Regions from separate parts of the Mus musculus genome. Here region 2 is linked to region 1. The links are chromatin loops, found by intact Hi-C in ENCODE. Cell type or tissue: gastrocnemius. All regions are shown on one strand.

Region 1 (2,500 bases):
ACAGACAGGATTTCACGACGGAGCCCAAACTAACTTTGCACTCACAATCCTTCTGTCTCCGTCTCCTGGGTGCTGGTATAGGCTGAATTCCAGGCATGTTCCTCCACACCGAGCTACCTAGTGTCTTTTCTTTTTATACTCCGAACTCATTTCAGTTTGCCAGCCACATCTCAAGTACTCAAGAGCAACACGGGGCTGGTGGCCACTGGACCAGACAGTGCAGGCACAGCTGTGACCCTTCTGCACTGGGCCTACCCTTCTATGGCGAGACCAGGTAGCTCCAAGGGCTAAAGGGCTCATATAGACCTAAAGCTGTGTACAGCTGTTTCCTTCTGAGAGATGTTTGTATCAAAGTTTTAAGGAGATGGGTGGATAAATGGGCAGGTGAGTAGATGGATGGTCAGTGCGAAGACAGATGGGGGTGGAGCAGGGGGGTCAGGAGGGCAGGTAAACAGATGTGGGGGAGAGATAGATAGAGGATGGCTGAGAGGGTAGATGGATGATATCTGGGTGGATGGACAAGGAGGGCCAGGGAAGGGAAAGAGGAGGAGGGGGGAGAGAGAAGGGAGTGGGGCAGGGAAGAAGGAAGGGAAAAGGTTAAACTATGGGTCACTGCCACTATCACTGTCTCCTTGTCCCTGGGCAAGAACCGCTGCCAGGACCAGGATGAGGGACGAAATGACAGCCCAGGCAGCCGCTGCAGCTTGTGTGAGCTGAACAGGGCAAAGGAAAGGAAGCCGTAGCTGAAGATGCTGCATCTGAACACATCGTCACAATTGCTCCTGTGACAACACAAGTCCATCATCCACCTGTCCCATTAGAACCTCCTGGGAATTTAAAATTGATTGGCAATGAATTTAACGCCAACATCATTTATGTATAGGCTGAGGAGCTGGGGCATCTGCTACTATTGATTTATCGGACATCCCTTCATACATACGCAGTTTTTACTTAAGCAATTTGCTTCTTGGAGAGAAAGGCCCATATGAAACAGGAGCGTGGCTCTGAGCAGCAGCAGAGAAGTTGACCTGTAGCCAGGTCTCACTCCACCCTCTCCCCTTTTCCTGCATTCTAATGACTTGCCTGCTTGCAAACCTTCTGATGGCTCCGGACGACAGAGACAACCAGACTTCAAACACGTTTCTTTCAACACATTGAATTAAAAACCTTATCCATTTTCAATAAATCCCGACTTGATTAAAACCGTCTAACGGCGGTTCTGAGCAGGCTGGTGCCAGCAAGCCCAGGAAGCATGACATTACCTGGCAAGGCACTGCGGCTGTCCACACACATCGAGGAGATGCGCTCATAGACCAGCTTTCCTAGGACAAGAAGACATATGGTGTTGACGTCACACACCACAGGAGCAAACACTAAATAAATGTTACTAATTAGAAGCAGGAAAATGGCACCTGGCAGCAGGCATTCACTCGTGAGTGTATGCTGCCACCTAGTGGCACACACTTTTAGCCTTGGTTTGTTTGTTTTTTTTTTTTCCTGCAAAGAGGAAGCTGATTTTCACACGAATTCACGGGGTTTACCTAGGTAGTTAGGTTAAAAATAATTACAGAATGTTGTAGCCCTCAAGATTCGGGTCAGATATTCATTCTCTGATCTCACTGACTTGACTTCTGACCACCGGCCACTTATTTACATCTGCTGGCCTAAGCTGGGCATGGCTGGAGCTGAATCCAGTGTAGGGCACTTTCTGTGAAGTGTGGGGACACCTCGCTGCTCTGGCCTGAGTTCCAGGTTCTTTTTCTCTTCTCACTCAGGTGCTGATCGCCTCTGGCAGGGTGGTAGCTGGGAACGCACAGGCCTGGGCCCGTCTTGGAGCTTTGAAAGTCAAAGATTTGGGGAATGTGACTAGAATGTGAACTTTGGACCACATTGCTGCAAATCCTTGTGCGTGCTCAGGTGTGGAAGACACTAATTATCCGAGTATCTAGAAATGGTGGCCAGTGTCTGCTAGACCAATACTTCTCAGGCCAGCATGCGGCAGAGCCCTGGAGCCCCTGGAGCCCCAAAGATCACCATCTAGTGTGATGTCTCTGTCTATCCCAGGGGCTCCCGCAGAAGTGGTCTGGGTGCAGCCAAGATATGTCAGAGATGTCAGTGTACAGCCAAACTGAGAAGCCCAGCTTAGAACCTCACCCTATACACACACACACACACACACACACACACCCTGCAGACTCTGGAAGCCTCACGGAATGTGCTCCAATGCCAGTGCCCAGGCCCACTGCCTCTTTTCCTTCCTATGTTTTTCTAACCCAGGATCACAAGGGTGAAGAGAGAGAGGGAGACATTTCCTCTCTGCCACAGGGACACAATGGACAGAGGCACTGCTTGTCCCTGAGCACGCTGAGGAACAGCACACCGAGGGAGGGACTCTTACAAACTCCTTTACTTCCTATACAAAAGCCTGCCACCTCTCTAGAAACAGTCTTCAGGAAATACACCTCGCACTGTAAGCAGCTGCTAACTATGTCATTTCTGG
Region 2 (2,500 bases), 750 kb before region 1:
GCCATCCCCGTAGCTACATTGCCTTCCCGGAACTCATAGGCAGGAGAGGAGAGACAAAATCTTCAGAAGCCTGCGGTATATCCTGTGGCTAAGAGTATATGGAGAAAAGAAAGGGTGGGTGGAACAGAAGTCTGAGAGGCCTATGCCCATGGAAGCACGGACTCCCTTACCTCCACTTCAGACACCCCACTGAGCCGTGTGAGGTATCTCTACATGCTCCACCATTTGGCAATCATCCCAAGACTTCCCCTGCCTGATCATAAACTCAAAAGCATGAGCCCAGCATGACAAAGTCCACGGGGAAACTGGGAGAGGCCATTGATTAGAGCCACCGGCAAAGAGGCCAGAGCTTGCTGCGGGCACTAGATGGGTGTGATGAGGGTAGCAACGGTGATGAAGCAGATAGAAACCTCGATCCACGTGGGAGGCACAAAGTCTCTGCCCCCCATCCACGTGTGTGGATGTGTTTAATGAGAATGATCACTGACCACTCACACTCAGGATCCAGCGCTGAGCCAGTGACTGGCAACCGGGCCAGTGCCGGCTGTCCCAGGCTTTGCTTTATGAAACATATCTGTCAGAGTGACCTTGACCACAGTTGGGAGGTGACCTGCGCTCTCTCAAAGTGTGCCAGATGGAAAAAATAGAATGTTCTGGCTTGAAAAGGAAGCTGTTTCCCCCAGCCCTGACTCAGCACACACCTCTGCTATGTGGCAGTAGGGACCTGCAGTCTAGCCATGTCATCAGGTGGTTTTCCATTTCGTCTCCTTCCACTCCAACGAGGACAGCCCATGCCATGACCAAGGTCAGTTCTCTGAGGCTGGTTTTAGTAAAGAGCCCCTACCTCACCTCGCTGCCCAACTGTGTGAACAGCCAAGGATCCCAGAATATCAGATACTTTAACAGAGTACCAGGTCCCTTTGGCTACCCCATTAGCAAGGTGGTGGGATCAGAGAGGGGAGGGAGCATCCAGTGTACCCTGCTCCTCACACATACCTCACTTGAGTTTCCAGAGGCACAATAATTGCTTAGTTCCAAGGCATTCCACCAGATGGCGCAAATGAGCTATATCACTAGCCCTTAATTTCTGATCAAAGAAAAATTTACACCATTTTAATAACAGCAGTAATTAAAATGCATTATGTCTTTACTATGTGATAGGAATTACTCTAAGTGTTTTTACATACCTAGTCAAAGTTTAAAAATACAGGAGTGCTGCAGCCAGCTTGAGTGTGTCCTGTACCAGAGCCTTAGACAAGAATGGTTTTGATGTACCTTCATATAAAATGGGATGATAATAATAATAATAATTAATAATAATAATGATAGCATCTACCTTATAAGATTATTGAAGGGGGTAATAGCCTTAGTACCTGTAAAAACCCTTATAAAATACTAAGCACCCTGACTGTTAAATTAATTTCACTTGATTCTGATAATATCCCAAATCAACCCATTTTATGATGTATTTGTCACTCCACCTGTCACATTTGTAAAACCTACTCCTTAGCTGTGAACACTGGGAAATCCAGGGGCTCTCAGGACAAACAGGACGAGAAAGGGAAGGGGAGAGAGAAGCCTAGTCTATCTTTATATTGCTTCTTCCAGACAACCCATCCTTAAAACAGTCCAGGAAGCTGGCCAAGGAGCTGGGCAAAGCCGCAGAGATCTTCGGGAAGGGCAAGAATGGCTTGGGCTTTGGCAAAGTGGACATCACCAAGGAGACGGAACTTCAGCAGGAGTTTGACATCACCCATGCCCCGGAATTGAAGCTGTTCTTTGAGGGCAACAGGTTAAAGCCCATCAGCTGCAAAGGTAATGGTGACTGGGGTTCAAGTGATCCCATGTCCATGGGAAGCCATTGGCAGGCAGTTCAAGGCTGGATGTGGGAGACTCTGGTCCACATGCCTTTCATGACCTAGGTTCTTTCCATTTGTTGCTCCATCTCAATTTGAGTCCTGGAGCCATCTCCCTTTTCCTTGGTATTCAAATGCAGGAACTCACCATAGGTTGTGAGCGTGGCTTGAGAGTGGTGAAATCACTCCCATTTGCAACCCGTTGGCTGGAATTCTGATCCATGCTCCCAGTCAAGTGCAAGAGAGCCTAGAAATCTGGTTCAGCTCTGTCTAGAAGGAAACTGGGACTGGGTGAGCATTCAGCCGCTCCTGCCACAGGTTCTCAGCCAGGGAGGGGAACATGAGTTTTAGACTGCAAACCAGAGCTCCTTTCCAATTCTACTTTCTGCTGTAGAGGGTTTCGCCAGGGAAACACTGCTGGCCCAAAGAGGAGGTTGCCAGGGGCTAGAGACATAGCTTTGATAGTAAAGTGTTTGGCAGGGACCCAGGTTTGATCCCCAGGATTCCCGTGGAAAAAATGCAGGATTGGTGACACCTTGTAATCCCAGAGCTGGGGAAGTGGAAATGGGCAGGTAATGGGGCTAGCAAGCCATCGAGGCTAGCCCATTTGGTAATTTCTAGGCTAGTGAGAGGCCTCATTTGAA

What was found. Peaks named below come from ENCODE experiments on the same cell type or tissue, not always from the same donor. Only the 100,000 strongest peaks of a DNase experiment are listed, where the experiment ranks them.
Region 2: a loop joins it to region 1, with 7 times the contacts of the local background. A loop is called at or near these places in 18 of 42 quality-filtered maps.

Annotation. Positions count from the first base shown.
Region 1 is chr7:118,765,187-118,767,686 of GRCm38, reverse strand. Vps35l (VPS35 endosomal protein sorting factor like) reads right to left here. Exons shown (of 31, transcript NM_027815.4): 9 at 1,263-1,322. Among named protein-coding and RNA genes, the nearest start is that of Vps35l, 26 kb to the right of the region's middle. In gastrocnemius, a CTCF peak has its summit at 1,445 (motif pointing left); DNase peaks (open chromatin) are centred at 656 and 1,342; H3K27ac peaks cover 343 bases.
Region 2 is chr7:119,514,189-119,516,688 of GRCm38, reverse strand. It overlaps Pdilt (protein disulfide isomerase-like, testis expressed), which reads left to right. Exons shown (of 12, transcript NM_027943.1): 3 at 1,609-1,815. Among named protein-coding and RNA genes, the nearest start is that of Pdilt, 8.0 kb to the left of the region's middle. In gastrocnemius, a CTCF peak has its summit at 1,052 (motif pointing right); a DNase peak (open chromatin) is centred at 1,042.